Regions from separate parts of the Homo sapiens genome. Here region 2 is linked to region 1. Evidence: read pairs that join two places in POLR2A ChIA-PET (ENCODE). Cell type or tissue: PC-9. All regions are shown on one strand. Links, peaks and the distances in the headings refer to the core of each region. The heading gives the core; the rest is flanking DNA. Region 1 overlaps TANC1 (tetratricopeptide repeat, ankyrin repeat and coiled-coil containing 1). Region 2 overlaps TANC1 (tetratricopeptide repeat, ankyrin repeat and coiled-coil containing 1).

The links. ChIA-PET counts read pairs that join two places held together with the same protein. Peaks named below come from ENCODE experiments on the same cell type or tissue, not always from the same donor. Only the 100,000 strongest peaks of a DNase experiment are listed, where the experiment ranks them.
Region 2: POLR2A ChIA-PET joins it to region 1 with 7 read pairs; 4 of 35 experiments call an interaction of 5 or more read pairs at or near these places.

What each region holds. Positions count from the first base shown.
Region 1 is chr2:159,054,598-159,070,797 of GRCh38, reverse strand. TANC1 (tetratricopeptide repeat, ankyrin repeat and coiled-coil containing 1) reads right to left here. Exons shown (of 27, transcript NM_033394.3): 3 at 4,827-4,902. The coding sequence starts at 4,887. It also overlaps the pseudogene GSTM3P2. Among named protein-coding and RNA genes, the nearest start is that of TANC1, 94 kb to the right of the region's middle. RefSeq lists an enhancer at 5,952-6,480. In PC-9, for the core only: no CTCF peak of the experiment used is centred there; DNase peaks (open chromatin) are centred at 5,267 and 5,577; H3K27ac peaks cover 1,891 bases.
Region 2 is chr2:159,188,213-159,204,412 of GRCh38, reverse strand. It overlaps TANC1 (tetratricopeptide repeat, ankyrin repeat and coiled-coil containing 1), which reads right to left. Exons shown (of 27, transcript NM_033394.3): 17 at 9,920-10,156; 18 at 7,620-7,805; 19 at 5,360-5,438. Among named protein-coding and RNA genes, the nearest start is that of MIR6888, 9.5 kb to the right of the region's middle. RefSeq lists enhancers at 2,756-2,805, 8,869-9,038 and a cis regulatory region at 8,953. In PC-9, for the core only: no CTCF peak of the experiment used is centred there; no DNase peak of the experiment used is centred there.

The DNA of each region.
Region 1 (16,200 bases), core at 3,962-7,961:
ATGACTGAAGAATCCTCCACAATGCATATGGTGGTGGATAGTAAAGTCCATCTTGTACAAATCTTAGCCAAGAAGTCCAAACACACTCTTCCGGGCTCTCTCATGCAGCTAGATCCGAGGCACGTGAACCAGGTTCGGCCATTTATATGCACCTGCCTCACATTTTCAAATTGTCCTTGATTTTCCTTTAAGCACTTTCTCTTCCAGATGGATTTTTGAATCAATTTTGTAGTGTTTTAAAAAAACACACAGGATTTTTAGAGCCATGAAACTACTCTGTGATACAACAATGGTAGATATGTCATTACACGTTTGTTCAAACCCACAGAATACACAATATCAAGAGTGAACCTGATGTAACCTATGGACTTTGGGTGATAATAATGTGTCAATGTAGGTTCATCAGTTGTAACAAATGCACAACTCTGGTGGAAAATGTTGATAATGGTGGAAGCTATGCGTGTGTGGGGGAAAATCTCTGAACCTTCCTCCCAATTTTGGCTGTGAACCTAAAACCACTCAAAAAAAAAAAAGTCTTCTTTAAAAATTGGGGATTTCATTAGGGATTAAATGGAATGTCTACATAATTATGGAGGAGCTAGATGGTTTAAAATAATGAATCAGGTTATTCAGAAAAACAGTATTTCCTTCTACTTATTCAGGTCTTCCTTTAAGTCCTTCAATAAAGTTTTATTTTCTTTAATGTGAGGCTGCATAGCCAGTCACAGTGGTTCACGCTTGTAATCCCAGCACTTTGGGAGGCCAAAGTGGGTGCATTGTGTAGGCCCAGGAGTTTGAAACCAGCCTGGGCAACATGGCGGAAACCCCATCTCTATTAAAAAAAACAACAACAGCAACAAAACCCCACAAAAATTAGCCAGGCATGGTAGCGTGGTGGCTACTCAGGAGGCTGAGGTGGGAGAATTACTTGAGCCTGAGAGGTCAAGGATGCAGTGAGCCGAGATCACGCCACTGCACTCCAGCCTGGGTGACTCAGCAAAACCCTGTCTCAAAAAAAAAAAAAAAAAAAAAGCTTGCACATATTTCTTCTTAGGTTGATAAAGTTTTTGTTCTATTGTAAAATGGGACTTTTTTTCCTATTCATTTTCCAAACAGTGTTGCTGTACAAAAAGATACTAACTTCCAGTGTGGCTCTTATATCTACTGTAAACTCCTACTAGGTCCAGATTTAATATCACAATACTCTTAATCTTAAGAGTCTAGTAATTATTTAATTTTTAAAACTAAGTAACTGTTTAATAGTAGTAATATGAATGTTTTCTGATAGTAAAGGTCACTTAAAATTAAGAAACGTGGTAAAGGTTGTAGGCCTCTCTGGAGAGCTTCAAAAATAAACACAGTGCCTCGTTTGCTTATTTTAGATCAAGGTCCTAACATAAAGCAGGGAGAGGAAAAAAAATAAGATGCCCTCATCTGGCCTTCTCCCTGTATTATGGTTTAATACTGATTTTTGCTCCCTTAGGCCAAACTCAAGGTCAAGAAAAATATAGTGCTCATTTGCACTGATGGAACAGCAGGAACAAGGTGAATATGCTCTCTAAAAAAACATGGTAAAGTTTTAAAAATTACATTCTCCACCGTGCCTCTATTGCCTTCTGAAAACACTTTTTGCCCAGCTATAAGCATTTCCTAGGTAAAAATGCATAATCACAAAAAAGAGAGGAATTCTGCTATTTTGAGTTTACTCGATGATTTTCAATAGTTTAAGTTTCACTGTACATAATATTGCAAATATCCGCTGGGCGCAGTGGCTCATATTTGTAATCCTAGCACTTTGCGAGGCCGAGGCGAGTGGATCACTTGAGGTCAGGAGTTCAAGACCAGCCTGGCCAACATGGAGAAACCCCCATGTCTACCAAAAATACAAAAATTAGCCAGGCGTGGTGGCACGGGCCTATAATCCCAACTACTCGGGAGGCTGAGGCAGGAGAATTGCTTGAACCCAGGAGGCGGAGGTTGCAGTGAGTGGAGATGGTGCACAACTGCACTCCAGCCTGGGTAACAGAGTCTGTCTGTCTCAAAAGACACAGGCTGTCTCAAAAGAATAAGAACCAACAAACATAATATTGCAAATATCCTTATATACATATAGTTTGAATTCAATACCTGCTAAAGTTTTACCTATAGATATAGGTGATAACTTTTTTTTAGGGATAAATGAGGGAATAACAACTGTTCAACGCTTCTGAAAAATATTTGGTTTCCATTGAAGGATACTAAGTTTATCTCAGTTACTGCATTTTTCCAAATTCTCAAAATAGGTTTAACATAAAAGTGTAGTAAAAGATTGCCTGCAAAAACAACCTATAAAGGACATGAAAAGCTGAACTCAAGTTTTTAGACATGTCTCCTAAATTTCTATGATTATGAGTTCAAGTACATGGGAATGAATTTTCTTATGTCTTTGCAACAAAGATTGGTTTTAATTGGAAACAGTACAGCAAAATTTTTCCATATTGCAGGAGATATTACCTAAGTTTCAGAGCAGTCTTGGTAGACTAGCCAGCTTTAATTTATAGAAAATCTTAGCTATGATTTACTTATATAATGAGGACTGGCATGGACTCAACATATGAGTGGTCAAATTCCAAGTATTTCCCCCAACAATCCTGTGATATAACTTCATCAGGATTTAAAATTCCATCTGCTTTGTTGCTAGCCTAATACAACCAGGTTATAGTTAAGAGCAAAAAGGCACATACCATGCAGATATTTTATGGGAAACGTTCCCATTGGTCTTTCAAGTTGGTTTGTATTAGTGAAAAAGCCAGTGTGGAAATTATTATGAAGAAATGATTCAGAAAAAGCAATAGTTGCTTTTAAAGACCAAAGGGAGAAATAAACCCAAAATCACATGCTCTGAAACTGGAAAAGTTTCAAATGCAAATTATGTTCCTGTCTGGTGTGTCTGAAAGACATGGGTGCTGAAGATTATTAATATATTGCTATTTCTTCTAAGTATGGCACTGGTCAAAGAGGATGGTAGGCCTGTTTTGAAGAACTGTTACCGACTGGTGAGTTTAGGCTTGGGGACCCTGGTCCTGAGAAAAATAACCCACTGGTTGGCAGTTCCACCCCAACAGACAGCTTAGGAGGTAACTTTATGCTGGAAATTACAAAGGCTTCTAAAGAAGCAAATAAAGTTCCCATGATTGGTGACAGATGAGCCAAAACTGAAAAAGTTTTTTGTTGTTATTATTTTTAAACAGCTTTCAGAAAACTAACAAGAAAGACATTTTGGTCTTGACCCAGCAGAGGGTGAATGTCCCCCTGGATGGAAATTCTGTGAACGAAATTTCTCCAGAGTAACAATTCTAATCAATTATTCAAAGCCAGGGGTTGATTTTCTAAGGTTAACTATGGTCTCCTGTTTAGGTCATTAAAAACTGGTTTCTCCTTTTCTTTGGTGTCTGCTCACCCAGGCATTGATGAGAAGCTTTAACAGCAGCCTTGCAATAAAGGCTCTACTTTTAAGGTGAGTTTGTCATTTTGCAGACTTGGTTTAAGGGATAATTAGCAATAAAAATAAATTTTGTCTAGGTTCTATATAACCAAAAACGTTAGAAATCCACTTATTCTCTTATATAAGTATGGAAACAACAGACATTAATATTATCACAAGGCATTGCAAGATCTTTTGAATTAAAGAGTTAACCATAATTTTATGATGCTTTAGTAATAAACATACTTCTTAAAACAGAAATTAAAACTGAAACATTATTTGACATAGTAACTCAGAAAACCAGTCATTCTCCAAGGAGACTGGATTAACATGGGTTTACAGAGTGAAATGTAACATTTCAGGCAAGTCAATTCATGCTAACATATTTTTATTGTGCAATACAGGTAGACAATATATAGTTTTTCTAGCGAGAGAAAAATGGTGTACCAGTGAGTATTCACCAAAATAATCCTAGAATAGGTTAGCACAAGGAATGTAATGCTATTAAAGTCACAGTGACAATATGCACCAGAACTCTACAAACAAGAATGAAATTCAAGCCAAATTAAGTAGTTCTCATTATAATGAAAACAAGCAGTCTGGCATTAAGTGGGGCTCCACCTGTTAGGAGTAAAATTTGATACTCCAAAAGATGAGGACCAGTCAGCCAGCAGTTGGTCAAACACATAAAATGTAATCATGTGGGAAAGGGAATGGGATTTCTAGAAACTAAATTCCTGAACACACCTGCTATCCCTCAATGTCTTTAACTTTGACTCCCTCCAGATCTGAATGACCTATTAAAATTATGAACCTTTAAAGTTTCTGGGAAAGGATTTGGTTATAACCCAAACTCAATTCTCAAAGTCACTTCTTATAATAAAGTTCAAAATTATGTTTCCTGTCCTTTTTCTTTTTTAAGAGACAGGGTCTGGCTCTGTTGCCCAGGCTGGAGTACAGTGGCTTTATCATAGCTCACTGCAGCCTTGAACTCCTGGGCTCAAGAGATCCTCCTGCCAGAGCCTCCCAAGTAGCTAGGATTTACAAGTATGTGCCACCATACCCGGATAATTTTTTAAAATTTTTTTGTAGAGGAAAGTGTCTCTTTATGTTGCCCAGGCTGGTCCTGGAACTCCTAGCCTCAAGCAATCCTCCTGCCTTGGCCTCTCAAAATGCTGGGATTACAGGTGTGGGTCACCATGTCTGGCCTATTTCATTTCTCATAGCCTCCAGCACACTGTTTGTTCTAACCCAGGTAACCCTCTCTGACCCACTCCCAAAGCAACAAATCCATCCGGCCTGGGGTGAGGAGCAGCTTGCTGCCCGCTGTCCATGGCTGAGCTTCTCATTCTTGCACACATACCTGCTTCCTTCTTGCCTCCCTTTCCTCCCTCTCGGCTCTTCTTCAGCACAGCCTTTAACATTTTCAACACTTGTTTCTAAGGAGAAAAGAAACAGAGAGAAGAGGAATTAAACATTGAAAGTTGGAATATAACTTGTGTCTTGACAAAAGAGGTAACTTGTGTTCAAACAAACAGACCGCTTAATATTAAGGTACCCTAAGCCTTACATTAATTTTCTTTGAATAAACTATGGTGGGAAACTAAATGCTGAAGACACAAGGAATGTTCTATAACTTTTAATGAAGTGCTCAGAAGTTCACTGTTGTTAGAAAAGCTAAAAAAAAAAAAAAACAATAGTGCATTCTCAGCATTCCACATCTAATTAAGGTTATGAGGCTAAACCTGGGTACAGTACTGCAAGATATTTGGCACAGTTTCCCAATCCCAGTTCATCAAAAGGCGGCACTAGAACATGAAATCAAAAAGATAATGAAAGAAGCTACATGGTTAAAGGCAATGTTTTACAGGTGTTACTAATTATATAATCACAAGGAAAACATTTTGGAAGGTTATGAAATGAGGCATATCTTATAAACATTTGCAAAATAAATACAGTGGGAACACATTTTAACCCTGATCAGAGAACCCAATTAAACAGCACACACCACAGTGGGTTTTTACAATATATAGGAAGTTATAACTTTGGGGTGGGGAAGGGAAGTAAGTAGAACAGGCCTGTGGCACTACGGCCAGATCCTTTAAAGAAAAGGCTGTATCTTTAAGCAGGGTTGTACTGAGCTTGTAAAAACACAATGGCCCAGGTCTAAGATGAAACATGAAACCATCTCTACAGCAAGAGACAGACAAAAGGACCATTATTTCATCATGAAGCCAGTCTCCTTTAAGCTCTCTCTCCCCACTGCTAACTCAGATGAGATGGCTGAACAACCCCAGATGGTAACCAATCTTAGTGGGTTGTGTTACCATCACACCTTTATTAATGCACTAAGGGAAGTAGAAGGCAAGCAGGTCTCTATTGAACAGGCAAGAAAAGGGGTGGGGAGGGGAGGAATGAGGACGGGGAAGGGAGCAGAGGAAGGGAGGCAAGGAGGGAGAAACTCCTATGTAGGAGGGCTCCCACATCTGCCTAGTTAGCACAAATGCCTCAAATGGCCTCAGTGTAACACACCACACACCACCTCTCAGCCCCCAGAGTAAGCAGAAGTTTTGTGGCACCCGTTGAGAAGGGTAAGGAATCCCAATGTGTTGCCATTCATAGAATCACACAACATAAAAAGGCAGGGTGACCTTTCTTATCATTTGGTCCAAGCCTGTATTTGTTTTCCCAAGCCTTTTGTTTTACTGATGAAGAAACAGAGACCCAGGGAGGCTGGCTTGCCAGGGGTCACGAAGCTAATTAACAGCAGGGCCAGAATCCAAATCTGCAGCAGCCCAGCAGGACCACCTTCCTCCCCTCCACCAGGCCGGTCTCTCCTCACAGATCAATGAAAGCTTTGGGCAACAACAATCAAACAAAACTGAGTGATACTAGAAAGATAGTATCTTAGGCAGAATTTGGAAAAAGCCATACTGAAGGTTATCGGAGTAAAATCATCTTACACACAAGTTTTACATACTGAAGGGGCATGGCTTAGAGCCTAATTCTGTTTTTGAAAATGCTGCTTGAATAAACCCTGGTGAAAAAATTTAGGTTTCACCTAAAGGGCAAACACTAAAGTTGGAAGGCAGCAATAGTTTCCATATGGAACCGATGGAAAACACAAACTTCTCTTAACAAGCACACTTCAGAGAAACAATGAAAAACACTGTAGTATAAAAAAATGGTAGTAAAAGTTAATAATAAATAGATAGGTAAACACAGACATATTCTTCAACCAACCAACTTTGGGGTTTATAATTTAGCAAAAACTACCTAAAAAATAAGAGAAAAATACTGACAGAGCCATGCCACCGAAGCTCATGCAAGGTCCCTTGCACCAAGCCTTGGTGAACTCTTCCAGAGCCGTGTGTTTACCTGGATCATTGACCAAGCTCAGGCCCCACCACATCCATGAGCTGCTCCCGATTAATCACCCAGGTCATCACCAGTTGGCAGTACACCTACCAGGCCACTCAGAATAGGCATCACACGGGGCAAGGACTAGGTGACACTGACTCTGGTATCTCATCCCAGACACCCTGTTTTCCTATTTTGGGGCACTCAGCTATTTTCAGGATAGACATACCTTCCACATCAGTGGTCTTAAGTGAAAGAGGCTATCAAATATCTGCTATAGTATTTCTTCCAGTTCCTGTTTTCCTCCATAAATAGCAACTCGAGGTAAATAGCTTAAATTTTATATTCTTAAAAAAGCTATTCAAACTGCGACCTGGAGCAACTTTAACTGATTATACCTGAGTGCAAAAATAAGGAACCATCCTCCCCTCCCCCAGACTGGAAAGGAAAAAAGTAAGTCTTCCCAGCAAGTTAAATTCTGAAACTAACACAGATCAGAGTGGAGCTATACAAAGTCACCTGGAAGTTTCAATCGTCTCTGGCCTTAAACCCATAACTGGAACTTAACAGTCACCAATGGACATACAGGCTATGCCCACTGAAAGGGGGATGGTCACAAATAGCATTTATAGGAATAGACCCTAGGGGCCAATAATGACAGTACACTCCAGAGAAGACTATCTGGTATCTGCACACTTATAAACACATACCCCTATATCCAATTCTGGAAATGGACACATTGGGCTGTTGGAGCTAGGTGCTGTCACACATTGGCATGATACAACTACTTCTTGTTCTGGTTCTGTTCACACTGAGAGACACCTCGTAATTTGGCTCCTTTCTTAGTCTGCAAATAGTAGGGAGAGAGTGTGCTGGTCCAGTTCACACAACTGTCTGGCTTGCTGACAGACAATTCTGAGAATAAATTAACAAATCGGTACTCCAGCTTTAAACAAAAGCTCTCATGAGCTTTGCTTTCTTTTTTTTTTTTTTTTTTTTTTGAGACGGAGTCTCGCTCTGTCGCCCAGGCCGGACTGCGGACTGCAGTGGTGCAATCTCGGCTCACTGCAAGCTCCGCTTCCCGGGTTCACGCCATTCTCCTGCCTCAGCCTCCTGAGTAGCTGGGACTACAGGCACCCACCACCGCGCCCGGCTAATTTTTTGTATTTTTAGTAGAGACGGGGTTTCACCTTGTTAGCCAGGATGGTCTCGATCTCCTGACCTCATGATCCACCCGCCTCGGCCTCCCAAAGTGCTGGGATTACAGGCGTGAGCCACCGCGCCCGGCCGAGCTTTGCTTTCTTAAAGGGAGTCACTTTGCCCAGTCTCATCCATTTAAGACATGGAGAATATTGAGTTTCTGAGGACCAAAGAGAAGGCAGTGGTAAATTCCTCAATGGAAATGGCACCTTGAAGCCCACCTGTGTAGGCAGCCAGCAGGCTCTCCTCTTCTGCATCATCACACTTCCCTTCCAGTAGCAACTTCAACTACTGTCATTTTTCCCCTAAAAGGGTGAACACTGAGCTGTCATGCACTTGAACCAAATAGAAATGATGCAAACCAGCCTTTCTGACACAGTAATTCAGACTCAGCAGATTAAATGACAAGCCCAACATACTGTATGGTAAGGAAGTACTTATGGATAAGTATCATAGGATAAAACATAAGAAATAATGTTCTTTTTTACTATATGTGTATGTGTGTGGTTTTTGTTTTGTTTTTTGTTTGTTTGTTTTGAGAAGGAGTCTCACTTTATTGCCCAGGCTGGAATGCAGTGGCACAATCTCAGCTCACTGCAACCTCCACCTCCTGGGTTCAAGCAATTTTCTTGCCTCAGCCTCCTGAGTAGCTGTGATTACAGGCACCCACCACCACACCCAGCTAATTTTTGTATTTTTAGTAGAGACGGGGTTTCACCATGTTGGCCAGGCTGGTCTCAAACTCCTGACCTCAGGTGATCTGCCTGCCTTGGCCTCCCAAAGTGCTGGGATTACAGGTGTGAACTACCACGCCCGGCCTACTTTATATTATAGACCAAAGGCACAGGTATAACTCAAATACTGACCAAACAATCCCTCAAGTTCTGCCCCATAAAACCTTAGCCTCTATGACAGCAAGTAGAACAAAGGTACTGTTGAACTCAAATACTTAAGAATAAGTCTTTGAAAATGTGAAGAACGTCAGATGTCATTTCTTTCCATTATATATTTTTGAGGAAGAGAGTGTAGGGGAGAAAAGGTATCTTTTCCTCACCCATGGCAAAGTTCATGGCTGACACCCCTATAACAAAAAGATTAACAAGAGAAAGGCATAACAAATTTATTCAACCAAAGTTTTGCATGACACAAGAGCCTTCAGAAATGAGGATCCAGAGACTTAGGAAACTTGAATTTTTACGCTTAAGTACAATGAAGAATGGACAGCCACGTAGAAGCATGATTGAACAAAAAGGGAATGAGGCCTAATAATTGGGGTGGGGGCCCTTAGCAAGGCCTGCTTGTCCAGATTCTTCTTGTCCTCTGGGTACAGGGCAGGACCTCTCTGGAATGAGAGTCTTATAACTCACTGTCAGGTGAGATAGGTCAGAGAATTCCTTGATGACCATGCTTCAGGGGAGAAAGGCAAGGGGAGGTCAGAGGGACCTCCTTTCTTCTGCAGTTTCTCTTATATGCCAAGGTGCCATATTGGGGGGTATCCTGTCCTGAGCCCCAACAAAAGGAAAGACCAGCCTCTTTGTTACTACAACTAAAAGTTACTACAACTAAAACTGAATAATAGAAGTAAATTTCCTGTAACGTTCATTGAGGAGAAAAGGTGAATAGGTAACATTACTCTGAGAGGGCCAATGGCCTGAAGTCACCTAAATTTCTACTATCATTCAACATGTAAGTTTTCCAAATGTCACATATTCTTCTTTTAAGCCCCCCAGAAGTTAAATAGACTATCAAAAGCTTACTTTTACTTCTGGTATTTCTCCTTCAGCACACCAAGTCTTTGGGGACAGGCACAACCTCTCTACATTATGTATTTGAATTCTGCACAGCATGTTGTGTTGGCATATAAAATATAACAAAAAACACCCTAGACAAAATAGTAAGATGATTCCAAAACAAGACAAAATCTATTTCAGTCTGTAATCACAATGGCAATATCAGAACCATGACCACCTTGTCTGAGATCATAGAAGAGTACTAGCAGTAAAACGTTTCTCTTCTGGAGTGCCATACTGCCTATTTACACAATTTCAAGTCGAATCTGAGAGCTGAGGGCAGGGACTATGTTTATTCTTTAACAGATACAAACAGAAGCCAGAACACAGGCTTCGCACCCACCCTGTTCTCAGTATTTGTTGACAGGCTGCAATGAATACAGATGTAAGATTTCCTCCAAATCAAGCAATTAACAAACATTTATAGCAGTTTATAATTGACAAAGAATATTCCTATATATTCACACTTGCAAGGAATGCAAGAAAATTCAGTTAAATCCATGTGACATCAGACAATGAGATATTAGGGAGGAAAATGCTGCATTTAGCAATATCTCTTCATATCCACATCTGAATTAACCTTAAAACCTCAGTCCAGTTACCCCAAATACCTAAACACACATACTCTGTGCACGCTCTAATGAAGGGGCTTCTCCCATCAAACTATCCACCTGGCCTCAAAGCAAAATTCTCTGAAGATGCTGCTTTTGTCAAAAATAATAAAGCCAGAGTAGCAACATTTACAAGTGAAACACTGTAAACTAAGGTACACTTAATTAAGACATTTTTCTTCTTTGCTTCAAAGAAGCATCAAAAACATCCTCTGTGTTAGAAGCTTGAAAAGTTCTTAAAACGTAGTTAGTCTGACTCACGTAACTAACAGTCATGCCTTCTGTATAACACCTTTAGAACTGTTCTTCATATTAGCAACAAGAAAGTGGTGGTGGTAGCAGGGAGTCTGAAGCAGCCTACAAAATAAATAATACAGACTAAAGCAAATAAGAAAAAACAAAGCGTAAGAGACCAAAAAAAAAAAACAACAACAACAAAAAACCACACACACACACACACACACACACACACACACACACACACAAAGAGGTCTGCTAGATGGTACACTGGCTGTTATCTAGAAACTCATGGAAAACCCTGTACACAGAAATTTCCTGAAAGCAAGAGCCATGTCTCATCACTCCTAGGAGATCCTAGGAGGCTGGGAAAAACCAGCCCTTGATGAGTTTTTGACATTCCAAGATTTCTCTCACACTTTCCCTCACTTTAGTAGAGAAATCCTAGGAATTGACAGAGACCTTGCCAATATGACTGGAAACAACTAACGGAACTTCTCCAGGATCCAGATGCTTCATCCAGAAAAGTGTGTCAGGGTGCGGGGGATGGCTAGAACAACCCGTAAATAATTGTGATAAGTAAAGAATTGGCCTTTGGTTCTTCTTTTTTTTTTATATATTTGGTTTTTTTTAAGAGAGTCTTACTCTGTTGCCCAGGCTGGAATGCAATGGCACCATGACAGTGACAGTTCACTGCAGTCTTGTCTTCTCAGGCTCAGGCTATCTTCCCATCTCAGCCTCCAGAGTAGCTGGGACTACAGGCATGTACCACCAAGCCCAGCTGCTTATTTTTTCATAGAGATGGAGGTCTCATTAGGTTGCCCAGGCTGGTCTCTAAACTCCTGGGCTCAAGTAATTCTCTTACTTCGGCCTCCCAAAGCACAGGGATTATAGGCATGAAGTACAGCACCTAGTCTGGTTTTTCTTAATTTGCATAGCTGGAAAATATGACATTAAACTATAATTTATTCTCTAAGACACATAGATCCAGTCATTCATTCTTTATTCAACAACCCATTCTACAAGCTGAACTCTATTCTACTATTCTATTCTTTATAGTTTTGTCCTAAGCAAAAACACTTCAGATTTAAGTATAAGTTATTAAAAAGCATAGTAAATTTACAGTCACAAGTAATATGAATTTAAAAGAGTTCTGGGCATGAAATTGGAAATCAAATGCTTAAGTTCTGATGCACCAAAATTAAGTGGAAACTATTGTGGTGAAATCACCTTCCACCTATATTTAAAATATTCTGTACATTCATACAGGTTGTTTCAGGAAGAGTTTCTACCAAAACAAACAAACAAACAAACAAACAAAACACCTTACCTTAGCCAGTATTTCAAGTTACTAGAAAATTAGTATTTTGATAAGTACTTGGCAGAAAGAAAATTTCACTTTTGGAGGAGACGATAAAGAAGTTGCTTCCTTCTAAGTACAAGAGCCATCTTCATATACCTGTAAAGGGATTTGTTCAATCCAAATTCTAACACCATTTCTTCCATAAAGCCTTCTCAGGCCACAATGGTCAAAAGATATGTTTTCTCTAATTCTACATCCTGCCTTGTTCTAATATGATGATAGATCAAAATTATGGTGAAAAATGTTGAACTCCACAAATCCCCCATGGCATCTAGCAATGTACCTTACACACAACAAACACTAAAAAAAAAGTCTTTAAATGAGTGGCAGGGTTATTATGGAAGGGAAATCAAAATCAACGGCAATTCTCTTCCAACAAGGAGTTTGGACTAATAATTTAAGAATTCTGGTACCAAGTACTAATTCCCAACTTTATGGTCAAAATAATTTGGTGTATACATGAAGAAGTGCACATTTAACACAGTAAGATCTGTTCAAATAACAGGCTTTCAGAAGCACTGGCTGCAGGTAGGTTTTATTTGGGTATTTCAAATAGGCACACAGAAGGGATAAGTGCAAAGACAGTAGCCAAAAATCTGAAATCAATACACTCTCCTTCAAAAAAAGGAAGGGTTCAGAAAGGGCAGCATTTCCAGCAATAATCATGATGTCTCCCAGGCCAATGGCTACTGTGCAAGGCAGAGCTCAGTCTTGCAGAGAGCTCCTGCTCACTTACAGGCAGGAGTTCCCTGTCTTCATTTCCCTGTCACCTGAGTGCTCCCTAGCTGAGACTTACCTCCCTACCACAGCAGCAAAACACGGCTAACTAGAAGACAAAACTCCAATATTGTCACTAGTACTGTATATCATCCAGGTATTTACATAGATGTTTAGATATATTAGAGAAAGCAAAAGAATTTCATAAGCCCACCCACTTCAAAACACACCACAGAATCACCTCATCTTCGAAGCCTTCTTCATCTTATTTTAATTGTTTATACACCTGCTTCCTTCACCAGGCTTTGGGCCTCTGAATGGTCAGACCCTGCCTTGCTCCCCACCCCAGCAAAGTATTTGTTTTCCAATTTCAACATCAATGAATGGTTGTGGAGAAACATAATTTTAATCTATAATTTTCAAAGGGAATTATTGTACCTAAAAACAGACTGTTATCCTTTAATAACTTTAAGTAAAATTAATATCCTTCTACAGGCTATGAGCAATGGAGAAACTTGCCCTGGCTCTCCTGGACCAGCAAGTGGCAGAAATTGGGTTACAACCTAATTTTCCAATTAAGGAATGAGTGTTGGGTTAGCAATTGCAGGTTTTCATTCGACATACATCTGTACGTTGCTACCCTGTGCCAAACAACAAGGGACACAAAGGCAAGTACAACTGACAGAGGAGGAAGACAACATGTGGACAAACATGAGCAGGAAGCTAAAAACATTCATGCCTCCATTTTGTCTACAAGGTAAAAACAAGGTAAGAGGTGCAGTGAAGGTTCAGGATAGCCCTGTAGATGAGAGGAAGGCAAGTAAGAGATTAAAAGGACAGCTGGCTGGGCATGGTGGCTCACGCCTGTAATCCCAGCACTTTGGGAGGATCGTTTGAGCCCAGGCCTTTGAGACCAGCCTGGGCAACAGAAGGAGATTCTCAGAAAAACCAAAAACAATAAAACGGACAGCTGAACAGCTCTGATCATCCAAACTAGGCTGCAGACCAGGCCATAACACCCGATTATGAAACTGCTCCTATCCTCAAAGGCTCACAAGTAGCATCATCATATCGTGCAACTCATCTATGGTTCTGGGTTAGTGGAATATTTGCGGGCTGGCACACACCATTTGCCTGCTCCTGTAGTTCACGGATATGTCCTATGAGGAGAAATGGTACACATGCCAGGAAACTCCTATGATTGAAGCCAATGGCTGGATGTGATATTCAAGCTAGACCTGGACTTTCCTAATCTGCCCAACTTCATGGACGGGAAGAACAAGGTCACCCAGAGCAATGCCATCTTGTGCTACACTGCTGGCAAGCACATGTGTGGTAAGACTGAAAAGATTCAAGTGGACATTTTAGAGAACCAAGCAACCAGTTTCTGCACACAACTGATACAGTGCTGTTACAACTCTGACCATGAAAAACTGAAACCTGGCCAGGCGCAGTGGCTCACGCCTCTAATCCCAGCACTTTGGGAGGCTTCTCTTTTCTCGTGGATCACAAGTTCAGGGGATCAAGACCATCCTGGCTAATACGGCGAAACCCCGTCTCTACTGAAAATACAAAAAGTTAGCTGGGCGTGGTGGCGGGCGCCTGTAGTCTCAGCTACTCAGGAGGCTGAGGCAGGAGAATAGCTTGAACCCGGGAGGCGGAGGTTGCAGTGAGCCGAGATCGCACCATTGCACTCCAGCCTGGGCGACAGAGCAAGACTCCATCTCAAAAAAAAAAATAAATAAATAAAATAAATAAAAACCAACCCTGAAACCTCAGTACTTGGAACAGCTACCTGAACAACTGAAACAATTCTCCATGTTCCTGGGAGAAATTCTCATGGTTTGCAGGGGAAAGCTCACCTTTGTGGATTTTCCCATCTATGACGTCCTGGATCAAAAGTGCATGTTTGAGCCCAAGTGCCTGGATGAGTTCCCACATCTTAAGGCTTTCATGTGCCGTTGAGGCTTTGGAGAAAATTGCTGCCTACATGCAGTCTGACTGCTTCTTGAAGATGCCTATCAACAACAAGATGGCCCAGTGGGGCAACAAGCTTTTATGCTGAGCTAGAGGCAGACTTGCACTGCTAGTTTTGTTTCATCCGTCCCTAGGGGGCCTCCACTCTTTTTTGTTCTTTTAAATAAACAGCACTTGGGCTAAAATAAATAAATAAATAAATAAATAAGCTATGCTGTGCAATTCCCTTCTCTGACTCTCAGCCCCAAGAACCATCCAGGGATGGTCCAGAGAATGCAGGATCTGATCAATGATCAGGAGTTCACAGTGCAGGGGCCAGTACAGGAGTGCTCAGAGTGGTGTGCTGTGAAATCAAGGCTGGTCAGGAAGGGAATGAAGCCCTGAGAGGTAGGATAGCCAGAGAGAAAAAGTATGGTGTCTCAAAGAGATCAAAGAACAAACACAGTCGGAATAAATGAATGAGGAAGTTGAAAGAGTCTGGTTCTTTTTAAAGAATTTTTAAAATTTGGATGTGGAACAATTCCAGACAATGATAAAGCCCACAGGATTAGTAAAGGCAAATCTGTGATGTGAACCCAGGCCTGACTTGAAAGCTCAGGCACTGAATAGCTGCCTCCAAAGTCCTCAATGAACTGAGGGTAGGGGGAATAGGGAGGTGATCAGGACAGCACAGAATACACGCCTCAAAGAAAGGGAGGCTTTGCATGAGGATGAAAGTGTAGCAGTTATGGATACCAGCATCACCTCAGGGACCCAGTAGCCATGCAGCTAAAAAGCTCCTGGAGAACCACCTAGGGTTTGAGTATGAACCACAGTCTGATCGTGGTCTCCTCCTCTCACATAACTCAGTAGAAGGCGTGGCTAGGGCCATAGAGTCTTTCTTTGTGTAAGGTTTAGGGCAACCGGAAACCCAAGTCCCAATCCTCCTTATGACAGTTAGCTCCACAACAACCACACTCAGAATTACATTCTCTTTTCCTTTCTCCTTCCTGTTGTTTCCCACTTGTGTCATACAACAGAGCTACAATCCCCAACTTACACTGCCCACCTTCCTGATGTGCAATCGCAACTCCCAGAATACAGGTAGAGGCATTATGTATACAAAGTGATTCTGGACAAGTTGTTATTTCACCAAGAATACTGTTCCCTTTCCTGCTGGACTGGATAATTTCAGGTCTCTTCCACCTGTAGGCATTATAATTTTTAAGGGGGAAACTTTCTTGTTCCTAAGACCACTGTAAGCACAGTACACAATAAACCATCATCACAGATGAAAAAGGAACCCCTCAGAGGAGGCCACTGTATGCGTGATAAGCTTTTACTATGAAAAGAGACCTTGAGGACATTTTCAAAAAGTGTTAAAAGGCACTCAATCAATGCCAGCTGAATGAAATTTGGTATTATAAACCTAAGGAAATTAAAATTTTTAAATTGCACTGGATCTGGCCTCAAAGTGAAGGGTCAGACAGCCTCAAAGATGCC
Region 2 (16,200 bases), core at 7,595-11,594, 130 kb before region 1:
CCTTCAGCACAGGTGCCCCACCGAGGACTTGGCGAGAGGATCTGAGCCATCTTGGAGTCCAACAGAGCATGGTCTGAGCTAGGACACCAAGAAATCAGGACACTGGGTCTTTATGAGTGACCAGGCCCCTTACTGCTCCCCCTCCAACCACAGGTATTTCTCCCAAATTATTCTGCAAGTGAACATCTCCCTCACTAAAAATATGACTTTGTTTCATTTAAATCCACTTGTCCACTTGGTCAATACCTATATGACAAGGACCAGGCTATACCTGCACTGTCCAATTTGGTGGCCACCTGTCACATGTAATTTAGATAAATTAAGATGAGATTTTAAACTATTGTTCCTCAGTTGCACAAGTCACATTTCAAGTACTCAATAGCCACATGTGGCTAGTAGCTACCATGCTGGACAAAACAGACACCACTTCCATTATTACGGAAAGTTCTATTGGGCAGCACTAGAACGGACGGTTGCCATACACAATGGTGTGGACAAGAGACAGGGAAATTTCTGCCTTCACAAAGCCCATGACTGGCTGGGTGTGGTGGCTCATGCCTGTAATCCCAGCACTTTGGGAGGCTGAGTCAGGAGGACTGCTTGAGCCCAGGGGTTTGAGACCAGCCTAGGCAACATGGCGAATCCCCATGTTTTGCATCTCTACAAAAAAATACAAAAATTAGCCAGGTGTGGTGGCTCATGCCTGTAGTCCTAGCTACTCAGGAGCCCAAGGTGGGAGGAGCACCTGAGTGTGGGGAGGCAGATGCTGCAGTGAACTGTGATTGTGCCACTGCACTCCAACATGGGTGACAGAGTGAGACCCTGTCTCAAAAAACAAACCCAAAAAAGCTCACAATTTGGGAAAAGCAGCCTCCTATCAAATAAGCCACATCAAATAAGCCTATCAAGGCTGGGCGTGGTGGCTCACACCTGTAATCCCACCACTCTGGGAGGCCGAGGTGGGTGGATCATGAGGTCAGGAGATGGAGACCATCCTGGCCAATACAGTGAAACCCCATCTCTACTAAAAATACAAAAATTAGCTTGGCGTGGTGGTGCATGCCTGTAATCCCAGCTACTCGGGAGGCTGAGGCAGGAGAAGCCCTTGAACCAGGGAGTTGGAGGTTGCAGTGAGCCAAGATTGCACCACAGCACTCTAGCCTGGTGACACAGTGAGACTCCATCTCAAAAAAAAAAAAAAAAGAAAAGAAAAGCCTATCGAATAAGATGTACTGATGGTAAGTCCTACGAAGGGAACTGGAGAGTGAGCCAAGGGAGTGGAGAGGGTTAAGGCTCTGATACCAGACAGGACCATCTGCCTGAATGGCAAGTGCTGGAGCAGAAGGGCCTCTGTTCTCTTCTATTCAGAGCAAGGTTCTAACCAGAAGCCCACAAGCAGGCTCACACACTTGAGTGTGGCTTGGAACTTGCAAACACAGTCCTTCTGCCAATCCACAGCAGCATGAGGTCACCAGCTAAGCATCTCTGGTCATTTCGGCTTGGGCTGATTCACAGCAAACACTGACATGGAGATAGTAACTCAGTGTAGCCAGAACTTTCTGGGAGGCAGCATGGAGTTGTCACAGCTGTGGAATGCCTGAAACAGATGCCATAAGCATCTGGTGGGTTCTCACCATGTTTCAGGCTGCCGAGAAACTACGGAACAGACACTGACTGAGTCTGTGAATATCACCGAGCCAAGAGCCTTGGCATCCTGAGGGTGGTACTGTTAGATGCAGGCATTCATCATCTGCTCTGAGCTTTCTTCTGATGAATGGATCATACTACTTATTCTCCACTAGGGCCTTTTGTTTGAGGGTGGGGAGGATGCATGGGGAGAGGGAGAGCTTGAGAGCTACTGGAACGACAGAACTGAGTTCTGAATGGCTGGTCCCTAAACATTGGACAGACAAAAACCAAATGGTCCTGGATGCTGGTGAAAACAGAAACTTAAACAAGTTAAGCCCTCTGCTCTCCAAAACCAGTAGAGACAGTCTGCAAGTTTTCTAAAGGCTGTGGGTTGATTGCAATAAACCCCTAAACCCTAAACTAAATACTGTTCCCATTTTTTATGAACGTCTTAAAATTCTATTGTACATTTTCTTGTCTCCTTCAACCTAACACAGGAGCCACCTACTTCTGTGATGACATTCATTGACTCAGGGTCACCAGCAGTCAGATGTGCAGGGCTCTAAGGGTGGAGGGCTGCTGCTGTGCCCAGTGCCACCACACTGACGGCCTGAGTGAGGGGGACCTCCACGGGGCTGCTGTTCCCTGGCTGGTGGCCGTCATTCTTAACCAAGAACCCAATGCTTCCAATCAGCAACAGGCACGACAACCACACTTCTGCCATGTGGAATAGATTCACTGAATTGCAAGGCTCTCCTAGCAGAAAACTGGAGGAAGAATTTGTGCGTGAATTTAAGCTCCTGCGCCACTGGCTCTGGCAATGGCAGAGAAGAGATGGGCAGGTAGCTGTCCTCCTAACGGGGGTATCCCTGCAGGAAAACCACAGGCTGTTCAAAGGCAGGCAGGTGAGTCAAAACAGACGAGGAAGCTCTGCCTTGTCACCTCATCAGCTAGCATTTTAAAGCCAAGCTGTTCACAGCTAAATCTATGCTGGACAGACTTGTGTAAACATACTTAAGGTTTCAAAATAAATAATGAACTGTTATCCACACAAAGCTTCCAGTTTTTCTGCCACCTTCCCATATCCCAGATAAGTATTACTCTTGGGATCCTATCCTTGTGCTGTGGCTAGGGACAGATACAGTCCATCCTAGAGTGTTTTGGACACAAAACACCATTGACTACACCCAGGAATGAGGACCAAACGAGAACAGGATGCAAAACCACTACTTTCCCTTCTGTGGGTCCCTATAGCAACGAGCAACAATGCACACAGCAGTACAGCCACACAGGCTGGGGAATCCCGGGGCCCATGGCTTGAAGTTGAGCCTTGGTGAGAACCAGGACTGTGAGCTGACCCATTCACTCTCAAGGCCTTCAGTTCTCTGTACGATGCCTCATCTGCCTTCATTCCCACATTTAGGGTCGGTAACAGACCCCACGTGGCCAAATCCCAAAACACGGGATGTCACATTCCAGAGCATGCAGTATACATTTGTGTAAGGACCTATATTTGCAGATGTTCTCTCAGCTGAAACCCCCTGCAAGATTTCAGGGTATTCCTCTGACAAATGCAGGCCTGGAAAGTAGGAAGGCTTGGGGCAGTAGACGATAGTGGTTGTCTTTGAAGGGGCACAAGAGAAAGGTACCAGACAGAAAAATGCAGAGAAGGCAAGGTGGATTTTGTTGACATGCAGTCCACAGAAAGCCACTGTGGCTAAGCCTGAAAAACAGCACTTAGCTTGCCTCTTCTTGCTTTAAATTTTAACAAACGTCTCAAGTAAACTCTTGCCTGATGAAATTCACCCTGATGCCTGGTGAGGAAGAGTGTGAACTGCTTCCCAGGTTGCAAAGTGGTCTGAAGGTTACTCATGAGGCTTTGGAAGGGAGGGGCCAAGTTACTGTTTACCTTTTCATTAAGACCCAAGGGACAACTACAAGGAGATGAATTCTGCCAACAGCTGAGAGCTTGGAAGTGGGTCTTTCCCCAGTGGAGTCTCTGACGAGAACACAGCCCCAGCCAATACCCAATTAGGAGCCTGGTAAGATCCTGAAGTAGAGAATCCAGCCAAACTGTGCCAAGAATTCTGATCTAGATAAAGACTGGTGGGAAGTCTGTTGTTTCTCATGTGTGTCTTTAGCCATCAACTGATTGGCAGATTCTCAAGCAGGATGATAATGCAATTCAGGACTGGTCATTGAGAGAAGAGAGCTCAAACAAAGCCTTCAAAGTCAGCCCTTCTCTGGAATTTTCTTCCAAATAAAAAAGTCATCTTGAATATTAAAATGTTAGAAATTCTCACTTGAGCTAAATGTGTGATGTCATGGCTGCTAGACCTGATGTCCATCGTCTTCATGGGTACCTCTCACTGTGTGTCACCCTATGTCAGGCTTTCTAGACAGCTCTGCAGGGAGCTAGGAGTAACCTGAAATGACTTGGGATGCTTGTTAAGAAAATCAAATCCTGGGCTTTCCCCCTAGTGAATCAGAATGTCTAAGCCCAAGTGCCCCAGGAGGCTCTTATCACTAGGCAATGAAAGAACAGGGGTTTGGACCTTTTGGCTGTCAGCAGTCATGCTCTTATCCACTCAGCAACACTGCTGCCCACCACATCATTTGGAATGTGATGGAAACTTTTCTTTCACCAAATTATAGAGCAGCCTATACTGTTTAAAAGGGAAGGGGAAGGACTCCATAAAGAATTAGGCAATATTTCAATCCACATACTTTTACCCGTAGACATAATCCAACTCCGCTGGAATTCTGTACTTTCTCTGCGCCTGGGAGCACACCCAGCTCCTTCTTTGGACCCACAAAGGGGATGGAACAAACAGCTGTGAGGCTCTGAAGGACAGGCCTGCACTCCTGCCAGAAGGTGAAGCTCTGTGGCTTTCCCCTAGGGTGAGCTATCTAATAAGCTCTTCACACCACCATTTGGCTTATTAGGAAATAATTTAGAAGCATTTGGAAACAAATCTGTGCAAGAAAAATGGAAATCATATATACCAGGTACACACACAGAAACATAACCTGGAAATTCATTTTAAATACTCATGCTGACATCTATTTAAAAACAACTTGTAATTTAAAGTCTTAGATTTCTAACACTAATCCAGTCAAGTGGAAAACTGGAAAGCAGCATTACTTTTAGTCTCACAAGTAACCAGCTCAAATCTTCACCAGGATGTGCTCAGCCCAGGCTTCTCACTGTAAAGACCAATGGAAATGACCCGATAGCTTGCATTCGTACGGTAATGTGAGTAAACCCCACGAGGCTGAGTTTTACCCTCATTCTGTACAGGGCAGGGCAGGCCACTGCCTTCTGTGCTGAGCCGCCTTTGATTCGTGTGACGATGGGGACAGAAGTTCATGCCTGGCTCGCCATGCACAGGTCACAGGAAGATCACATTGGTTAGATGTGTGAGATTTGGCAAATCAGAAAACAACACCTTAGTTAGGTACTTCCATCTGACATTCATCAGATGTACCGTAACTGCTAGTCTAATTCAAAATAATCAGTTAATAGGATTGCTTTAAAAAATAAAATCTTACGCTTCCAGCAAAGTTTTGCTACTCATGTAGAAAGTTCAAGGAGCTCTAAACTTCAAATGCTTGTGATAAAATAGAAACAGGACTACATATATCAGTCATTCTTAAGACAATTAGGCCAAAATAGGGCTAAAACATCAAGCAAGCTGCCCCAGACTACAAGCAGTGGCATTATAATTACCTGTTTCTCCCCACAATGTGTCGGTGCCATTGACTTCTACTTCATGTTCCTTCTCCATCCCCAGCAAGCACTGGACCACCTGTCAGAAGTGGCAAGGTGATTTAATGAGTTCTCTTAGCAAGAGGTGCTTATTATAGCCCATGTATCAAAGGAGACAGTGTGTTGTTTTTTAACCATTATCTCACACTGCCCAAGGAGAGAAAAATATAATGAAAACTGTTTTCAAGCATAATTCATATGCTATTCACACTTTCAGTTGGAGAAGAATTAAAAAAAAATCTCAGTGAATTTCAGCAATATGGTTCAGGATTACTAGGTACTCAGAATTCTAATGAATTCCAACATGACCCAAATATGCCAGCCTAATCAACAAAGGACATGGCAGATCACACAAAGTGCAGTTTCTGCATAAATCACAAGATAGTGAATCAGTTTTTCACAAGGAAGGAAAACAAAGCGATATACGTTTTTGCAAATTTTTACAAAGTATTGTTCAAATACATTTTCTGCTGGTAGCATTATTCTTTTTCCCTTATGGGACTCTTCCTGTCAAAGGGCGGGTCAAGTCACAGGTATGGAGGCAGGAAGCCTGGCTTGCAGGGAGACAAGGCATCTGTGCCCTGGACCTGAGCCGGCGTTCACCCTGAGCAACAGCAGCGAGCAACGGGAGAACACGACAAAGCCACCTTCCAGTCTCCTAGCCCACACCCTTTGTGGTAGGCTGAATAATGGCCCCCAAAGATGTCTACATCCCAATCTTCAAAGCCTGTGAATGTGACCTTACAGGGCAAGAAGGAATTGCAGATGTGATTATGAATGTTGAAATGGGGCGATTATCTCAAATTATCAAGGTCTATATCTGATACACACCTGATCTAATCAATCACAACCATCCTCTTAAGAGGGACAGGAGGAGTCCAGGTCAGAGGACAGAGGAAATGAGACGACAGAGGCTAAGGTGAAAGTAAGGCACTTTGGAGATGGAGGAAGGGGCCATGAGCTAAAAAATACAGGTGGCTTCAAGAATTGAGAAAAAGCAAGGAGACAGGTTCTCCCCTAGAGACTTCAGAAGGAAGGCTGACCTCCCAATAGTGTGATTTTAGACTTCTGACCATCAGAATTCTAAGAGTAAGTGTGTGCTGCTTTAAGCCACTAAGGTTGCATCTATTTGTGATAATGGCATTAGGAAACTAACATACCCTCCAAGTCTTATGGTGAACAAACCCTGCTTTTTTCACCCTACTGGCTGTGCTGAGGTGATTTTCGCTCAGCATTTCCTCCCAACCAGCTTTAAAACAAGGGGGTTAGCATGGATTAAGACCAAGGTCATTCCTAGGCATTCATGGTCCTCCCAATGATGACTTTTCACACTTAAAAAAAGGAAAACATCTACATTTTCATATGTGTGTTTAACAGTATCTCTCTGTGTGTGTGTGTGTGTGTGTGTGTTTAATGTTTAAACCAGAAATTAGCCAGCCACTATTTCATGCTTGTGTGTGTGTCCGCTCATGAGTTTTGAATGCCAAAGTCAGCCAGCCAGCTTCCCACTCGAATTTACTAAAGTCATTTTAGAAAAAGAATCTTACCAAATACTGGCACCTCTAATTGCTTGAAGATAATTCAGAGTAAGAAATACACAGGAGGAAGCGAGCAAAACATTATTAAATTCACAGATAAAGAAAGCCAAGACACACAGGTCAGGAGGTGACAATTAAATCTTCAAACTGAGGAATACCAACATCTGTCAGAAATAAATGCTCTATTTAACTACTGCATGGAGTTTTCATTCAGTGGAGGAGCTGTAAATGACAAGCATTCTTGTGTGCTATCAAAGCATTAAAGCTCTATTTTTAAAAATCCTTCAAATACTCAGGAACGATTTTAGAATCAGGATTCTATGTGATTATTTTTAAATGAACACAAGGACAGAAGAAACGAATCAAAGGGGAAAAAATTTAAAACAGCAGGTCTAGAGGGCAGAGCAGGGAAGGAGGAGAGACATGAGGAAGAGCTGAGAGTGAATGTCATCAAAAGGCTTCCCATAGAAAAATAAGCCTGCCTGTCCCCATCACGTGTGCATAGGAGTGTGCACTGTCACTCACGGGAAGGATGTGGTGCCCATAGAAGACCTTCTACTGCAGGTGGTCAACGCCAAATGCTAGTTCTTGGCATCCTCCTTCTTTCGGTCCTTCAGTGTGTCAACTGACTTGCTGGGCTACAGCTTCTTGTTTCCCAGGAGGGAAACCCCTGCCCCACTCACCGAGCTGTGGCCCATGCTGGCCGCCGCGGTCAGCGCCTGCTGCAGGGCGTGGCTCTTCCTCAGGGTGCCTGGCTGGGGAGGACCCGGCGACCACTCACAAGTCAGCAGGTACTGGAGAATGTCACCGTGGCCCCGTAGGGCACTGTGGACAAGCGCACACTGGCCCTTCTTATCCAAGTGGTCCACCTGGGGGCAGGAGTAGGGGAAGGTTACAGCTGAGCATTACTTTGCCTCTGAGCATGCAGATGCACCACCTAGCTGTGTGCAAACCCCACTCCCTGTAAGCGTACATGGGGTTCACATTCCAACTTGTCTTTCTGGAGAACATGGAACCTTAGTCTGGATTACTTCCAGATGGTAATGAATGTACCATTCCAGGCCTCAGGTTCCCTTTGCAAGATTCAGGGTCACAAAACACCCTCCTTACTCCCATGTCCCTGCAGCAAACTACACAAAGCTCCTAACTCTCTTGTGAGCATGTGTGGAGACACAGACCAAAACCTCGGACAAATCCCTGTATTTCCCAACTTTGGTTGCTTGGGTGGGGCATTCTAAGTCTGCTGTGACAAGCTATAATTTGAAGGAGTAGAGCCACTCTCTGGTCACTGAGCCAGGGGATCCGAAGAAAGAGAGGGATGTGGAAAAACAGCTGAGTGTGGAAGGGCAGGAAAGGAGTCCAAGTGGCATCTGATTGGGAAGGAGGTCTCATGTAGGCCGGTGGCCTGGGCATGCTGGCAAGTAAAGGGGGGGCGGCCACAAAGTCAGGGCAGGCCAGCTAGGCAGAAAAAGTGAGTGAGTGCCACACACCTACTCCTCAAGGCCCCAAAGCAGCGGCAGCCCTTCATGCCCTGTCTAAACCCCAGAGTACTGGGCCTGGGAGCAGAGCCCAGGGCCTAGCCTTGCATGCCTGCCAACTCTGGGGACGCCCTGTACCCTCATTCAGAGGCTTTGCCAGAGCCCCCTGACATAGCACTCAGCCTCCTACTCCAGAGCTTTCAGCTGTGATGGGGGGAGGCCTGCTGGCCTCAGAATAAAGTGTAAAGCCCAGCTGCCATCCGTAAATGGAGGTGCGGTGATGTGCAGCAGTAACATACCCACCCCAAAGGCTTAGCCACACATTTCCTTCTCCATGAACTGAAGTTTATGTATGTCCCAAATGTTGGATTTGAGAGAAAAAAATAAATCTCCCACAGCTGTTATAAGCCTAATTTTTTTGAACTTTAAATATCCTAATTAAAAGACAAAAGATAATTAGCAGTTTATCTCTACTGTTATTCAAAAGGCACATTTCCCAAAAAAATGCTTCCAGTAAACCTAGCATTTACTGTGAGCTCGATATCATTCTCATTCACCCTATTAAAGCTGACAGCTCCTGGCCAGACGTGGTGGCTCATACCTATAATCCCAACAGTTTGGGAGGCCAAGGCAGGCAGATCATGTGAGGTCAGGAGTTCAAGACCAGCCTGGCCAACATGGTGAAACCCCATCTGTACTAAAAATACAAAAATTAACCAGGCACAGTGGCATGTGCCTGTAGTCCCAGCTACTTGGAGGCTGAAGCAGGAGAATCACTTAAACCTGGGAGGTGGAGGTTGCAGTGAGCCAAGATCATGCCTCTGCACTCCAGACTGAGTGACAGAGTGAGACTGTCAAAACAGAAAAAAAAGTTGATCGCTCTAGAGTAACTTGTATAGCAATACATACTTACTTCATATATGACTGAATGCTTACTCAACAGCCCTGTGGTAGGGACTGCTGTTATGCCCATTTTACAGATAAGAAGCCTGAAGTCATATATAGGCTCAATAACTTGCCCAATACCCTAGGGCTGGCAAGTGGAAAGATGAAGATTCCAGGCAATCTAGTTCCTGGAGCTCAGGCACATGGCTTCTTCATGAGTTCATGGAACTCATCCTACTGTTTTAAAAGGACATAAAATGGGATAAGAAGAAGAGAGGGGAAAAAAGCAAACATTTAAAATATTTTAAACCAATCTTGGTGCTTTCTAGATCGATACTTGCAGGCTTTTTAAAGGCTGGCCCTCCTCATGCGGCTAGGAGCCAGGGTCTCCCTGGAATTCTGCCTTCCCCTGGACAACATTAAGCAGAGTTGCTGTGTATGAGCAAAACAAACCTCTCTGAGGCTGCCACATTACAAAGTGACCAATCCCTGGAGCCCGACCCTTTCTGTGTATGCTGTGGTTTCAGAGACAAGAGAGTCTGGCCCAGCAAATAACAATTCTAGCAATGAGATGAAGCCATTTCCCTGCCCCAGCCCCAAAAGAGCAGGCTGCCGCTTACTCTCACTCCCTTCTTGGTCAGCAGACACACCAGCTTCATGTGGCCAGCAGCTGCTGCGTAACAGAGGGCAGTCATGCCGTTCTCTGACGTTCCGTCCAGGCAGGCACCAAATTCCAGGAGCAGAGTGACAACTTCCTCGTGGCCAAGGTGAGACTGGACGCACAGGATTGGGGCATTATTTAACACTTCTGTCCTGTAGTTCACGTTGGCCCCTCCCAAAATCAGGAGACGGCTCACCTGTTGGACAAGGCCCCCCAACAAGATTGTCACATGTATGTCATCTAAACATTTCTGGAAATGGGCAGTATCCTCAATTTTCGGTATCATTTTAATCCAGTGGTTCTCAAACTTGAATGTGCACCAGTATCACCTGGGAATATATTAACAATGCACATTCTCATTGGTGGGAATGTAAAATAGTGTAGCTTACTGGGAAACAGTAAGATGGTTCCTCAAAATATTAAAAATAGAACTACTGCCCCAGGCACGTGACTGTAATCCCAGCTACTCAGGAAGCTGAGGTGGGAGGATTGCTTGGGGCCAGGAGTTTGAGGCTGTAGTGCACTATGATCATGCCTGTGAACAGCCTGCTGCACTCTAGCCTGGGCAACACAGCAAGGCCCTGATGTGAAAATTAAAAAAAAAAAAATTTTTAATTAAAAATGTCAGTAGAGGCCAGGTGCGGTGGCTCACGCCTGTAATTCCAGCACTTTGAGAGGCCATGGCGGGTGGATCACGAGGTCAAGAGATCGAGACCATCTGGCCAACATGGTGAAACCCCGTCTCTACTAAAAATACAAAAATTAGCTGGGCGTGGTGGTGTGTGCCTGTATCTCAGCTACTTGGGAGGCTGAGGCAGGAGAATCGCTTGAACCCGGGAGGTGGAGGTTGCAGTGAGCTGAGATTGCACCACTGCACTCCAGCCTGGCGACAGAGTGAGACTCAGTCTCAAAAACAAAAACAAAACAACAAAAAATAACAATAGAACGGCCATGTGATCAGTCATCCCACTTCTGGGTACATATTCAAAAGAATTGAAAGCAGGATCTCAAAGACATATTTGTACCCTCATGTTAATTGCAGCATTATTCACAACAGCCAACAGGTAGATGCAACCTCAGTGTTCATCAGTGGATGGATGAAGAAAATGTGGTACATATACATACAATGGATTATTCCTGCTTAAAAAGGGAGAAAATCCTGCCATATGTGACAACATGGGTAAACCTCGGGGAAGTGAAATAAGTGAAGCAAGCCAGACGCAAAAGAACAAATACTGAGTGAAACTACTTATGAGATATATACAGTAATCAAATTCACAGACAGTAGAATGAAGGTTTCTGGGCCTGGGCACAGGGGAAATGAGAGTTGTTGCTTAAGGGATATAGAGTTTTGATTCTGCAACATGAAAAGTACTGGACATCTATCGCACAACAATGTGAATATTGTTAACACTACTGAATTGCAGACTTAAAAATGGTTAAGATGGTAAATTTCCTTTTATGTGTTTCTTAACCATAATTAAAAATAAAAACTAAACAAATAGCCAGGCAAGGTGGCTCATGCCTGTAATCCCACCACTTTGGGAGGCTGAGGCGGGCGGATCACCTGCAGTTAGGAGTTCGAGACCAGCCTGAAGAACAGGGTGAAAACCCCGTGTCTACTAAAAATACAAAAATTAGCCAGCGTGGTGGCGCACGCCTGTAATCCCAGCCACTCAGGAGACTGATGCAGGAGAATCGCTTGAACGCAGGAGGTGGAGGCTGCAATGAGCCAAGATTACGTCACTGCACTCCAGCCTGGGGGACAGAGCAAGACTCCGTCTCAAAAGCAAAACAAAAACAAAAACAAAAAAAACCTAAACAACTGCAAATTCTTGGGCCCCACCCCCTGATTTCTGATTCATTATATCTGGGTGGTACATTTTTAATAAGTTCCTCGTTGATATTGACACTCTTGGTTTGGGGAACCACACTTTGAAAAATCACTGTTTAACCTCAACAAAACCAGGAAATTCATTTTCCTGGTAATGAAGTAATAATTGTGGCTGGGTGCAGTGGCTCACAACTGTAATCCCAGTATGTTAGGAGGCTGAGGAGGGAGGACTGCTTGAGCCCAGGAGTTTGAGACCAACATGGGCAACATGGCAAGACCCCGTCTCTATAAAAAATGTTTTTAAAAAGAAAAAAATAGTCATGGTGTTAATAGTGAGATAAGGCCAAAAGTAAATACAAATACTTTATAGGGATGTGTTCCTAAAAGAAACAGAAAATATGGAAATGTCCACATGTGCCATGATTGTCCGCAGCATAATACTGCTAGAAAATAATGTGCTGCTTCCACTAATTACTATATCCCCCACTTAGTAATCTCCCTGGATCTAGGTATTGGGAAAAGCTTTTTATCTACAGGTTTTAAAATAAAATTACTGAACATACGCAAATTTTAGGTATAATAATATTTTTTTTTTCAGATCTTCAGATCATTAGATACAAATGATGCTCCTTTAACAGCTATTAAGATGCCCAGTGTGTTTCTTTCAATGGCTTACTTCAATGGTCCTGACCCACATCAATCACTGCCCCTGCCAAAGCCTGGCAGGTCCTCCACCTGCCCACTAAATGTGAAAACCACAGAGACTATCATTTATTGACTAGAGACACATGGGGATCATTAAAAGATACAGAGAGATGACAAGGCATAAAAACTTCATGGTATTTCAGTGATAGATGTCCACAAGAGTAGCTGACAAACAGAATATTTACAAACAAATGGGTCTGGAAAATTATACTACCAAGTAGTGAAACCATAACTCACAATGGCATAGTGACAGGTTAGAACCCCAGGTGTCAAATTTGAAGATGTCTTGGCTGCTGAAGCTTGAACCTCTGTGATACAGGCCTCCAGCTTCCTCTCTGATCTTCTCTGCAGAATCCTTCCCTCACTGCAGCCACCTTGGACCCAACACGTGCTGTGACAATGCCAAGCAGGGCCGGCCTCATGGTCTTTACCCCCTTTTAGTTCCCTGACTGGAATGCTCATTCCATAAATATAATCACTTCCTGCAGGGCTCTGCTCCAGTGCCAGGACATGGGGGAGAGGGTACCCTGTGCACCCAGGCCCTCTCTATCCCTCAGCATGCTCTGTTTTCCTGCTTAGTCCACTGCACCAGACACTGGTTCTACGATACAGAAGTTCACAGAGAAGAAAGGCAAACAGAGCCCCTCCATGGATGGGGATGACCCACACATCAGTTTCTTCACACTGCTGGGACTGCCATCTACATTTAAGGAAGAACAGGCCATGTGCAAGTGACAAGGAGCCAGCCAACCACCTGACCACCACCCCGCTGTCTACACCATCAGAGAGACCACTGTCTAGCCAGATCCAGGTGAACACCAACCCAGCCTCTAGGGTCTCGCTGTCAACTTGTACTTGTGGAGGAATGGATGAGAGATCAGAAAGGGTGTCCAGTCCTAACACTGCTGTTTCATGGGCAACTTCAGGCAAATGACTTAATTAATCCCCACCAAGCCTGCTCTACAGATCTATATAGGCTTGCTTTTTAAAAATGCCACCAGACTCTGATCTAATTCAAAAGCATTTTAAGACTGCATTATGCTACAACATTAATAAAGGTGTGGCTGGGCATGGTGGCTCACGCCTGTAATCCCAACACTTTGGGAGGCCGAGGTGGGTGGATCACCTGAGGTCAGGAGTTTGAGACCAGCCTGGCCAATATGGTGAAACTGAGTCTCTACTAAAAATACAAAAATTAGCTGGTTGCGGTGGCACACGCCTGTAATCCCGGCTACTCGGGAGGCTGAGGCAGGAGAATCACTTGAACCCAGGAGGCGGAGGTTGCAGTGAGCCAAGATCACGCCATTGCACTCCAGCCTGGGCAACAAGAGCAAAACTCCATCTCAAAATAATAATAATAAATAAAAATAAAAATAAAATAATAAAAGTGTTTTAAAAATCCCTTTGAGTAACAGCGTGGACAGAATCAGATTATGCTGAAGAAATAGGATTTTATTAAGGCCAATGAAACCAGTCCTCAGCAAGAGGAGTAGAGAAGATACACATCTGGAAATACACGCAATGCCACCAAGGGGCACACCAGACTCTGCTAGCCACAGGATGGGCAGGATCATTTGTAAATTCCCTGGATAATTTTGCCAGCCAGTTACATTCTGTCCTCCCCCATCAACCCCATACCTTCTTGAGATCCATGGGCCTAAAAAATGAAGGATTAAGTGGTGTGAGTTCTCAGCCAGCCCCCAAACTAACCTACTGTGTGATTTTCAGAAAATTCCTCAACCTCTCTGTGCTTTAGGTGCCACCTAAGAAAACAGCAGCATGCCATCCCATTCTATCTAACAGGTACTCTTTTGCTAATAATGGTGGAAGGTATACTTGGAGTACCATGATGAATCCCTTACAAGAGTTTACCTGGAAGGCATGTGCTCAGGGCAGAGGTTTCCTAAAGATGTCATCAATTCACACTTCCTCTGCTTCTGGGAATAACATTTTCCTTTGTCGGTGTAATGCTGTACGTATTTTTACCACTTAACCCTCCATCACCTTCCCCTAAACTATGGTTCTTAACCTTGATGCACACTGAAACCACCTGGGAGCTTGAAAGTTTCCAATACCCTGGCCCCACTCTTGGAGATTCTGACTTAACTGGGGCTGGGGCTGTGGTGCCCAGAGCTCCCAGGTGATTTTAGCTGGCAGCCAGGGCTGTAAACACATCAAGTGATAAAGGCACCTGCAGAGCAAGGGCTTGCTGAGTGTCAGGCGCCCTTCCAGCTGTGTGATTTTGGAAAGTATCAACTGCCCTAAACCTCAGTTTTCTCATCTAAAAAAATGAGGATAAAAGTTTCACTTCACTTGGTGGTTGTAAAGATTAAAAATCAATGTGTAAAAAAAAAAGTGTATGTATATATATGTGCATTAAGCATTTAGCACAGCACTCAGCATCTGTACATGTTAAATAAACATTAATCGATGTTATAATCAACCTTTCATGGAGTCTTCAGAAACGACAAGAACTCAGGTCCCTGACCTCTGGAAGGCACAGGAGGGAGCTCTGCCCTCCTGTCCACATCACCCTGCATGCCCAGCCTGGGCTGTTCACCAGCACAGAGCAGCAGGGACACCTCATGCCGAGATGAGGGCAGAGGTAAGTCACCTGCAACCATCACATCCTCAAGGTCGGCAGCTCCTGTTAACAAGCACCAACTGGCACATCCAAAACTTCCCAGGTGCCTACAGCAGAGCCACTGTTTCCAGAGATGAGGCAAAGCACTAACAACAATTCATGTAAACATAATAAATGCCAAGTATGTTCCCAGTACCTTTAACATCTCAGTAAGGTTTCTCATCACTTGAGAGACAGCCTCTTTTGTGTCTCCACTTTATAGGTGAGAAAGCCAAGGCTCAGAGGGAGTAAGGCCGAGCTGAGCGCTAAGCACAAAGCTAATGATGGTCACAGAGCAGCCAGGTGGCAGAGCAGCAGTCTTGGCTGAGACGGCACTGTGCTGAAGGAACCTGTTTAAATGATTCATCCTATAGATTTTCCCCCAACGATATGGAAATTTTCCGACCATGATCACAGAAGCCCTCCTTGGACAACACTCAGAAGTGGTGGTATCTCTCAACTTCTGGATTTAATGAAAACAGGAAAACAGGAAGGGAGCTGGGGATATGCGAGGCAATACGATCATGAGGACCAGAAGAGGCTTGGCCAGGGTGGCCATAGGGCAGCATCAGCATTCCCACTAAGTACACTGGAAGCTCACACAAGCACAATTGTTTTAAAATGTGTCCTTCCTGACTATGATGTAGGATATGACTGGATCTCCCGGCCAAGGGAAGTTGGGCCAAAGGCCACACCTAGCTCCTGTTCTCCTCTCCTTTCTGTTGTCAGCTGAGAAAAGAACTGCAACCTAAATCCTCCTGAGGCCACAGCTTGCGGCTGGCCACCAGTCCTATGAGATGGTACAACAAAACCACTGGCTGGATGGGACTCCAGTGGGCCAGCGGGGCCCAGGCTGGCCCCATCCTGGCCTGGCCACAGGAGACAACATGGTTAGAGACTGCTGGCATGCCACTGCAACTAAAATCCATCTACCAAGTAATCATCCCAGAGCAAGTCACTTTAATTTACCAAAGTGGCAAACTGCAATTATTGTTCAAAATGACATTCATTCCTGTATGACAACATTTAATACACTCTAAAAAAAGTTCCTTAATTGCATGCATAATTTAAAATTACT